Linked DNA regions of Homo sapiens: region 2 is linked to region 1. A link is a contact called in ENCODE Hi-C or POLR2A ChIA-PET data. All regions are on one chromosome and are shown on one strand. The core of a region is the stretch at or near the end of the contact, and the rest is flanking DNA. Distances in the headings are between cores, read along the strand shown. Region 1 holds the start of SNCA (synuclein alpha). Region 2 has its middle 81 kb from the start of GPRIN3.

Region 1 (5,487 bases), core at 179-2,678:
GAAAAATAAACAAAAAACACTGAAAAATCATGAGAAACCCTCCAAAGTGTGAGACTCTTTTAAGTGTACACTCATTTAACCATTGGACAAAGCAGACATTTTTAGCTCTGGCATTAAAAATTTAGCATCTCCCATCCATCTTGGCTAGTAAAAGTCTAGCCACCTAACCACGGATTAGGATGAATCCTCTGAGTTGTTATTACTGCATTTCAGAAGTGGAGTTGCATGAAAAGATTAACCCCTTTTTTAAATTCCCGGGGTCTAAAGGGTAACAGTATGAGTTAGAAGCATGGAAGCTGGAGGCTTAGGGTCAGGGGTATCCTTAACATGAATCCCAGAAGAAGGCTAACAGGTTGATGGTGGAAAGGCGTAGGCAACAGAACTAACTGCTCACTCGGGGTGTGGTTCAAACTCAGGCAAACAGCAGGCCCAAGTGTGATGGTTCTAATCCATCCAACATCCACCCCCGCCCTCAGCTATCTACCCTGAGCAGGCGCCGCTCACACTCGCGGGCCGTCTCCAACCCCGCGCCAGCCACCCGAGGGGGCGTTCTCAGCCTCCACCCTAGCGGACCCCGCGCCAGCACTTGTTAACCCGTTACCACCTGTTGACTTGGCCTCCTTGCACTTCCATTTCATTATTTGCCAAACGCAGCTTGCTTACTTTACAGAGAAAAACCAAGAGAGCGGGCAGACAGATTTTATGTGAGAGAAAAGTTGGATGCTCACGCTCCATGGAGCATCCTCGCGTTTCCCGGGGAAAAGCGGATCCCGGAGAAGCAGCCTAATCTCTCAGCCCTTGTGGAGAAGGGAATATCAGAAGCAGGACGAAAGCCAGGTCAAGTCTCTTTCCTTAGGCTCCCCAAAGGGACAAGTACTCACCTCCCAGAGACCTGGCCCAGCGGGTCCTCATGGCAGCACCACCCCCTCCCGGTGCCCACGACCATTCGTCTCCCATCCGGCGTTCTCCAGGATTTCCAAAGACGCCCGTTTAGATCCACAGGTACTTACCTGAGTCCCTCTGCTTCTCCACAACTCCGACTCCTCCCCGCCTCTCTCTTTTTTTAAAAAAAAAATTTAAACAATTCCCAAATAATATTTAATAGGAAAGAAGAAGGAAAAGGAGCGCACAGGAAGGGCGGAGGCGGCACCCGGGGGGGACTGTCCCCAGAGGAGGCCGCTGTGAGCCGGCGACGCGAGGCTGGGGGAGTGGGAGGCAAACCCGCTAACCTGTCGTCGAATGGCCACTCCCAGTTCTCCGCTCACGAGGGTGGAAAGGCAGAAGGCTTGAAGGCAAGGCGTGAGGGAGCGCCCAGGACGCTCTCGGAGGGGCCGGGCCGGGGTCTGCGCTGCAGCCCGCACGCACCTCACTTCCGCGTCGCGGCGCTCGGTCGCTCGCCCCCTCTCTTGGGCCCCTTCTGGTCGTCGCCGTCCTCCTCCTCCTAGTCCTCCTCCTTCTCCTTCTCCTCGGCTCTCCGCCCCCACCGCTGATTTGTCAGCGCTTCTGCCCGCCCCTCTCCCGGCGCTCGCTGCTTTCCCTGCAGCGTGCTCCTCGTCCCTATCTCGGATGGGGATGGGGCAGGGGGCGCGGGGTGAGCCATCAACTCCAGCCGCCTGCCTGGCCGCGCAAGGCGGGAAAGTGGGGGCGCTTTTGCGCCTCACGTTAAGTTTAGGGTCACGAGCACTCTTGTGGAGATCGGGAGCGGTTGGGCTAGGGATGATGCCTCTTCCTCTTTCCCCTTCCCCTCCCTTCTTGTCCCCGCCTTTCCTCTGGGTCCTCCCGGGGACCACCCCCTACCCCTCGTCAGAGTCGCCCTGGGAGAGCCGAGGGCCTGAGGGTCGACCACCAAGGGCAGAGCCTATCCCTTGGGGAGCTGCTGGAGGAGACAGGCAGCGCCGGGAGGTGGCTCACACCGCACCGCCGAGAGCGCTTTGCCCTCGCATCGCTGAAATTTAATCACGGTCACAGGTTACAACGTTAGGGGTCGCTTTAGTTCAAATATCTTCAAGGTTTTCGTTTGCTCTTAATCTAGGAAGAGCCGGAAAGGGTCCTGAGGGTGAAAGGGAGACTACTAAGGAAGAGTCACAGGTTGAGGAGGCAGGAGAAGGCTCAGCAAATCCTCTTTCCACGCCACTATCACCATTTTCCTTTCCACCAATCAGCGCCTGCCAGACGCTGATTTTCCCATCAGTGGAACAAGGAATAAATATTCCCCAGCCGTCTAAAACAAGCGGTCCTAAGGCTTTTCGCTCTAGAAATGGGACTTACTTTGCAGACCTCCCTTTATCTGGGAGACAAATCCAGCGTGATTTAGCCTACCGGACCATCATATCCAATTTCTTCTTCAGCCCCTTCTGAAAGGGAGATGCTACACACCACTCACCTTTCTGACTTCTGATTCTCGTTGCCCTCAGAATTGACACCCCCTTTTCTCTCCCCCCACCCACCACACGCACATGCACACAGACATACACACGCGAACTTCAAGACAATTTTTGCATCGCTTAACACATTTTCACCTCTTTCAGAGCTGGAAGACAGCTGTTCCTGGATCACACCAGAATGGAGAAGCAAGCTCCTCCCACTAGCAGAAAGCCTTTGCTTTCTGTGCCTGGATTCGGAAGATTAGTTAAGCACTGGAAGAGGAGGGGGGAAACAACAACTCGTTTTTGCTGTATGTTTTTTTTTTAATTGTTTTTATATTTATAGAAAGTTATGCTTTGTCTGATTCTTGCGCTAATTTGGGTTCTGAAATTTGAGTAAAATCAAATTTAAACATACAAAACAACTTTAAAACCACAAGGAACAGGAAGCAAATGATTATACATAAAAGACATATAGAAGATAATGCATATGTGTTCAGTGGAAAATAGAAAAGCATGAAAGTAAGATCACAAATATTTATTATTTAAACTCTTCCTTGAACTATTGGTCTGCCCTTTGGAAAAGCAGACTTTCCTTAATGCAGTAGCTCATATTAATATTTTTTGTTTGCTTAGGACCAGAGCAAGAAGGTTGGACTTGGGAGCTAGTTTGCTGTCTGGCTTTGAGACCTTGAACAAGTTTTGTTCTCCTTCTGTTTCCAGTTTTCTTTTTTGTAAATTAGGAGATTAACTCATGTGATCACTCTATTTTCAACTTTTTGTTATGGGAAATATTCAAACATATGCAAAAGTAGACAGAATAAAGGACTCTCATGTGAAGATCATCCAACTTTTACATTTTTTCAATGCATGGCTGATCATGTCTCATCCATAAGTCCACTCACTTTATCACTACCAATCCTCCCTCTTTTTTTTTTTTTTTTACCAAATTCAAGCTTTATATATATCTTTTCAGCTGTAAACATTCAGTATGCATCCACAAAATTTAAGGACTGTTTAAAAATAACCACAATATCATTAGATGATTCTTTAAAATTGCAGTGTAATTTACACCTAGGGAAATGCTCAGATGTTGTGTCCCTTTAAATCAGTTTTGAAAAAGCCATGCATTAGTGTAACCCACACTATTTTGAAGACACAGGACATTTTCATCATTCCAGACAGTTACCTTGTACCTTCATGTGCATATTCTAGAATGTCATAAAGATCTAATCACGTAGTATAAACTTTGTTTTATATTTGTCTGACTTCTTTTACTCAGTATAATATTTGTGAGGTTCGTTCATGTCGTTGCATGAATGGGTGTTTTGTTTTTTATTGCTTTTTGTTGTTTCTTTTTACTACTGTTAATAGTATAAGTTTTCCATTGTGCCTCTTTACAACTAGTATCTCAATAGAGTATTACAACAATTATTTAATATATTATTTCACATGACATATTTATAGTATAACCATGACCTCCTTGAGACCTAGTGCTTTAAGTCAAAGAGGTAAATAAAATGAGATATTTTAGGTCTCATTACAACAGACCAATGTGAGAGAATTATTTCTGGACAGTTGCACTTCTTATAAACGTTTAACATGATTCCAAACTTTTATTTGGTAATTTGTTAGTCCTTTGGCAAAGGACTAATGTACTATGTTATTTAGTCATAACAAGCAGATCAATTACATTTTATGTAACTTTTATAGACAGAGAAACTGAGCTCCAAGAGTTTTGGTGATATGCTGAGATCACCTAGCTATTTTAAGTGGCAGAGCTGAGACAATTTAGCAGAAACTGTTACAGAAGGCACAATTGTCTCCTGAATTAGCAGTTTGTGTCTGAAGCCTCACAGATTGGGTGTGGTAAAGAGTGAGAAGGAAAAAGGTAGAACCCAGCTGTGTTAGAAATAGCCTTCAAATTTGGATGTGACAATGGAAATCAAGAAGAACTTATGTTATTATGAAACAGTTCATTCATATTTAAAGTTTTGCCTTTTCTATATTGGTATTCCTCAATAGGGGGAGATGATTTCTTACTACCTACAAAAAAAGAAAACTGTAAACTAATTTCGTTGTCATTTTGAATTACAACTATATGTTTAACTCTTGTCACTCCTTAAAATGCCTTGAACACAGTAAACATCCAATGAACTTTTAATTACACATAATATTGATAGTGATATTGCATATGTTCTAGGTCTGTATTCTTAAGGAGGGAAAGCTGCTCAAGTACAAAGAAGGGAACTAGAAGTTAAAATAAAGTTTTTTTAATTTTTCTTTTCATTATTGATGGACAGCATGGTCTTCAGTAAATCTTTAGCCTCTCTGAATATAACGTTAAACTAATTGAATGGCTTGTACCTCATAAGAAATATGAAGTTATGAAGTAATAACATATTTGGAAGCATTACTAACATGCATATTCTGTTCATAACTACAATATTCATGTTTTGTTTTCTCTTTGCTAAGTGAAATATAAATATTTTACCAGACCATAATAGGATTCTTTTATCTGGATTTAATTCATTAATTTTGCTATAGATTAACATTCTATGAAATATATGCTTAACCTAGACTTTGTTTACCCCCATAGAACAACTGAATTTTTAGGTATGGTATGTGGTAAACTTGTGCTATAGCAAAGACAGCAGAGTAGAATGGCATGAAAATAAAGATGCTGCCCATTAACAATTGATTAAAGAGAGGACTGATTTAATGTGTTTAAGTTAAGAAAATACAACGTTTATTATCTTTGGATAATATTCCGTATTTGTTGTGAACACAAGGGGTGATGTAATGTTGATGCTGGAGCCACCTGCTTCTTATTCTCTATCTGCACCTTCCTCTCACCTTCTGTAAACCTGTGAGAGAGACGAGGTAGTGAGATTGCGATAGGCTTCTTGTGTAATTTCATAGTGGGTAGAGTAGAGAAAGCCTAATGCATACTGTTGGGAGATCATTATGTATGATTTTGGAAAGGGGGTGAGCATGAGATGGGGGAATAGGGTTACTCTGAAGAAATGGGAAGAGCAATCAAGGAGAAGCATAGTATTCAGATTCTCTAATTTGACCCCATGGCCAACTTCATATTGTTTCCACTAGATATCATTTTAAATAT
Region 2 (5,396 bases), core at 1,729-4,228, 610 kb before region 1:
GCATTTAAAAAATTGTTTCCACCATGTATTCCTAAATAACACATTGTTTTGTTTTGCTTCTTTTTGAGCTTTATAAAAAATGGATTTATACTGTATGGAGTCTTTAACATAAAATCCTGAGTGTCTTCCTAAATTAAGTTTTCATGTTGGGCAAAAACAATTGTTTTCCAACAATGGTACTATGATATTTAAAGCAGAAAGTTATCTTTAAGAAAGAAAAGATTACAAATGGGAACACAGGGCTGCTGATTCTTGTCTTTTGGAAGATTTAATGGAGTTATCGTAAGTGGGGTATAAGAACAACAAAAAGATGTTCTTAGGATTTATGAAAATCAACTCTTGCACTCATTTGATACTAGAGTGTAGAGGTATTTGCCTCTAGGTAGGTCTATCCTGCAGATTTTTTTTTCACTTTGTGAGACTAATTTTTGTAGCTTTCATGTCTCTTCCTTACGCCAAATATGTTAATTACATCTCTTGTTATTTTCAGTGCTTTCAACATGCTGTTTCCTATCTGACACAGATGTAGAAAACAGGTAATCTAGAATTGTGACAAGGATTAGACTGAATAGGCTCTGATTATGAGTCTGAGGGATTCCCTCTGGGATAAGTTAATGAGCTTTAGCACATGGACTTTGTGACATTTATTTTGGTTGCAGAGGCCTCTTTTTGTTTCCTTCCTTATTCTCAACTTTTACTGAGCAGAAATGTAGGGGTATGGACTTGAAAACAAACAGATTTGGTTTTGAGTCCTTGCTCTGTCATCTTATTGATTTTTTTTTAAAGAATAAATCACTGTTAAAAAAATTCTCTAAATGAGGATAGGAATGTATTGATCACAGTATGACATAATATAAGATGATATCTTTAAAGCACTCAATAAGTTATAAATATTATTATCTTTTTAATATATAAAGAGGCTTATCAACATCAAACTCTTAAATTGCTGTTTGGTGACATCTGAGAGTAGGAAAAATAAAAAGAGTTTAGACAATAAAACACAAAAATTAGTCTCGCGAGCTGAAAAAAAAAATCCCTGCAGTATAGAGCTACCTAGAGACAGACTGTACTTCATAGATAAGATATATAATGCTTATTAGACAGAGCAAGGGAGGAAAAATTGAGAATAAGTATTGGATTGGTTGGAAGTGGTAGTGGTAGGAATGGTGATAGGGAGAAAGTACTCCAGGAAAGTTAGATAAGAAAAACTTTCACATTCCTGGCGAGCAAATTGATGTCAGAAGTTTTATCATCAAGAAAAAAAAGTCCTGTAGAGGGGCTTAAACACAACATAGCTCAGGGTTCTCAAATTTGATCACCACCAAGACTTTCTTTTATTACCTTTCCCTCCATCTACTCCGTTGAATAAACTGGTTTACCAAGAGAGCTGATCTATCAGTGAATTAATAGGTAATGTGCATGGGAGAACAGAATTTGGAGGGGGAAAGATTTTTTCTCCTTTTGCTCTCCAGATAATAAAGGCAGGATGAGTTTGGGGCAGCAGAGACTATAAGATAGAGAGGTTAAGAGGAGGTTTAGCTCTCAGTTTCACCAAGGTTTATGGGCTTTCTCTGATCCTTACCTAGAGACACCATTATTTTTCCTTATGTGCTGAATTGAGTTTAGCTTAAGTGCAGTAAAACTATAGGGTTCACTAGCTCAAGGGTCTTTAGGCATTGGAAAGTCAGGGAGACAACTTCATGGGATTGGCAGGCAATCCCCAGAAAGTACCTGGAGCTGTGGTAATGGTATTTATGATGGATTTGCAAACAGCAGAAACCATCTAAAAGCGAGGAGGGGAAGAATACAATTTTACTGTTTTGTGGGCATTTGTGTAACTCCCCAGGGATTGTCAGAGGTGGCTATGTGAAATATAATTAAGGAGGTAGCTGATAATTGTACAGATAAGCGTGATAAATCAGATAAATTTTGGCTTAAATCATGATGTATGGTCATTCAAATCCACAGACGGGTAAGAGCTCAAGGTTTTTGAATTATGTAAATAATTTATTTTTTCAAATATGTTAATCTAGGACAAAAGTAATTACAATTATGCAATTATAATTAAGTTCTTTAGAAATATGTTATTTTAGTTAGCATACACATTACGATTCACGCATGGGTCTCTTGTAGGGCATAGACCTTTCTATTCCATTCTAGAATAGCTGTGTGTTAAAGAAGATAACTCAGAGGCATGAGTGGATTGTACAGCAGTCAGCTATGCTTGTAGCCTATTTTGCCCATCTCATCTCTAAAGATAAAATACTTCAGTTTTTTTGGGTGGAATTGGTGAAGAGACAGATGTCTCAGGCTTGTGGCAGAATGTCACCTTGGCAATTAATGGGGAAAGCAAAGACCCACGGCTTACTTACTACTAATTAAGAAGTCACAGTACAGACCTAAGGAGAAGAAAGATCTAGCATGGTGGCAGGCTGGAGCAGACAGGGTGGAGGTTGTAGCAACTAGCTGATGGGGCATTTATGGGCTTAGTTGTGTGAACAAATGTGAACTTGAAAGAGTCAGTCCTTCAGAATGGATCCCAAGTGGCTATTTAAAATAGACCAAGGAGCTATGTGCTGACTAAAGTTCACACACATACTCTGAGATGCACAAAAAGCCACACTTTTTTAACTTTGGGACTTTCAGAGCTCACCTGAACCAACCAGTCACAGCTTGGCTCTATCAATCAATCAGAACTCAGCTGTGTCAGCCAATCAGCAATAAGGAAGTTTGAATCCTTTGTTTACATAAAAGGACCTGCTCGGGAAGCTGGGCTGAAGCTTTTGCTATAAAACCCACACTCTTTCTTTGTTCTCTGGAACCACCTTTGTTTTACACCTAAGGCTGTGTCTCACCAGTTAGCAAACTGTTCACTGGAATAAAGTCTCTTTCCTTCAAATTCCTTTTCAGAGAACTTTTGTTCACAGTTGGCAGGAGGGAGAGTGGAGGGGAACTACCTCTAGGGCCTACCAAGAGTTTCAGAGACAGGTCATCCAGACCTTTCCAGCAGAGGGCAGTCACAGCTTGGTTTTTCTCATGCAACCCGTGGCTTCATTCCTTGGGTTTCACTGCCCTGGCAAGGCTAACTCCAGGTTCCAACGCTTAGGGTAGGGCAGTTCACTCTCTTTTTCTTTAATCCATGGATACGGAAAAGGCTTTTACTGAGGTCTCAAATTCCAGAGAAGACCTTGGCGATATTGTAACTACATTTTTTTTTCATACAGGGTACAGAAATGAAGATGTATCTACGTAGATTTTCTTTTTGCTTCCCTGCTCTCAAGTTTGATCAACGATCATGTTGGAACGTGTCTGTTCAGAATTTAATATGATTTAGACAAAGGCTTGAAGTTATGGTTGCTTAATTGAAAGTTTCTTGCAAAAGAGAAAAAATACAGACGTTTGAAGGTGGAAAACTAAGAGATTTAAGAAATATATGAGGAAACTCCTTTTCCCCTCCACCAGCTTGAGGAACTTCAAACACCTAGAAGGCATTTATTATTCAAATAATTATTTTGTTAGTGATTACTGATAATTTATTAAAGTCCATAGTCCAGAAATCTGTTAATTAACTTTATATTTAAAAATTAAAATGGAATGTTATGCCATTCTTACCAACAGCCAGGTTTTAGATAACGATGTGGTATAAATGATTTCAATTAATTACTGTTTCCTTCTCTTATTTAAATTTAGGATTCAATATTTATTTTTGCCAAATTATTAAAAAAATTTTTCCGTTTCATTAGGGAAGTTAGTTTAAGAGACTTAACCTCGCAATAAACTTCCAATTAGACAGTTTATTACAAAGTCTTACGTAGTGCATTCTTAATTTAAATATTATTCATTTCTAGCTGAACTTTCACGAATGATGTAAAGTTATTAATTACTGATACTACAGCTGAGTAAAGTAAGTCTTTGGTTCCAACTGAACCAGGAGAGAAAGGTCATTATATGTCTAAGAACTGGGCCCGCCTTACCTTTGGAGGAAGGGTACGACAGAGCACAGATTTTATGTTCTAAAGATGGCGGCACCAATATGGTTATCAAACTCACATGATTTCCTTACAAGGCGATTGACACACTTCTCAGTGGGGTTTGTTTTCTCCCCTTGAATCTAGGCAGGGCTTGTAACTGCCTTGACTAATGGAGTATCTCAGAAAGGATGCTATACAATTTCTAGTGCTAGTTCATAAATGGGATGTAGTTTCTGCCTGTCTCTACTGGAGGGACGTATAGGAATGGTGTGCCAGGTGCAGGCGACATCAAGGAGTGGTGTTGATGGCTACAAACGCTAACACTTTAAAGGTGTCAGCTTATATTATAGGCAGCGTGTGGGCTTAGAAGATTTTAATATTACTCCTATTCATGTTAGGGGGATAGAAACCCTCTGAAATCTATAGGTTGAATAGTCAAATTGTGAAAAGAGGATTTCTCTCTGGCTCTTTTAAATTAAACTGGGATAATTTTGGTTTTGAAGACTCTTCAATATCCCAAGAGTATAGTAGAGACTAAAAAAGAAAACCCAGGCCACCATAACCTTGCCTGTTTCCATGACTAAGACATGCACTAAACACAGATAAGCATTATGAACAGAACTGTACAACTTTTGACCATGTAGGACAAGGTTGGAAAAATAAATGTGTTGTCTCTCAAGAACTTGAAAGGATGCATTAGATAGATTTAGACCAATGGCATAATTTCTTATTCATTCCTGTTGCTTCTTTAATGTTCATCAATAACCAGGCAAGACGTGGACAGTGAGGAGCCCTGTTGTCTGAACAGGGCTGCTAATGAATTGGTATCTGCTGTCACAAGAGTGCAATCACTAAATTGCATCTGCCTCAAATACTGACATACCAAATTCCTGATGGCTATGTGAGAACACTCCTTCTACACTGTAGTTCCTAGTATGGGGGTGTGAGGATACTGAGCACTTCAAGGCAAACCAAGTTAGAGGGCACCCAAGGTGAGCACGTGAGAAGTAGATTCCTGTTTTAGACCAATTTTGTGTTGATTCACATGACTTTTTCACTGAAGAATATAATGTGATTTATTGTTTTTGTATTAGGAAACATTGAACACTGGTAGGCCATTTTTTTTTCTGAACTGATATTTGGCATTCTTTGTTATATATATGTTCCATAGATCACAAACACAACAGGTAAAAACAAAAGGAAACAGTGGGCCTTATATGTTTTGTAGGAACAAAAAAGCACTCTTAAAAATTATTTTGAATCAGATGTATCTTCCTCAACTACTGGTTCCAGACATGATTTAGGGGTTCTGAATAATGAAGGTTCATCTCTCCATGTCATATATCATACTGTATCATCTCCTCATATTGTATATATATATATAATATAATACATAAAAGTTTTTCTTTTCAGTGTTCATTCACA

The links. Hi-C counts contacts between places; a loop is a spot of excess contacts on that map. ChIA-PET counts read pairs that join two places held with the same protein, here RNA polymerase II (POLR2A). Pooled maps may share reads with other maps.
Region 2: a loop to region 1 is called in a pooled map, with 7 times the contacts of the local background. The contact joins the enhancer-like site here to the promoter of SNCA in region 1. A Hi-C loop is called at or near these places in 6 of 50 pooled maps. POLR2A ChIA-PET finds 5 or more read pairs at or near these places in 2 of 52 experiments (HEK293T and naive thymus-derived CD4-positive, alpha-beta T cell).

Annotation. Positions count from the first base shown.
Region 1 is chr4:89,835,733-89,841,219 of GRCh38, forward strand. It overlaps SNCA (synuclein alpha), which reads right to left and starts at 1,429. Exons shown (of 6, transcript NM_000345.4): 1 at 1,230-1,429. SNCA-AS1 (SNCA antisense RNA 1) reads left to right here and starts at 669. Exons shown (of 4, transcript NR_045481.1): 1 at 669-1,002; 2 at 2,529-2,674.
Region 2 is chr4:89,224,138-89,229,533 of GRCh38, forward strand. No RefSeq gene overlaps it. Among named protein-coding and RNA genes, the nearest start is that of GPRIN3, 81 kb to the right of the region's middle. Within about 2 kb of position 2,979, at least 2 of the 41 ENCODE cell types and tissues checked have a DNase peak (open chromatin) inside an H3K27ac peak, as active enhancers do.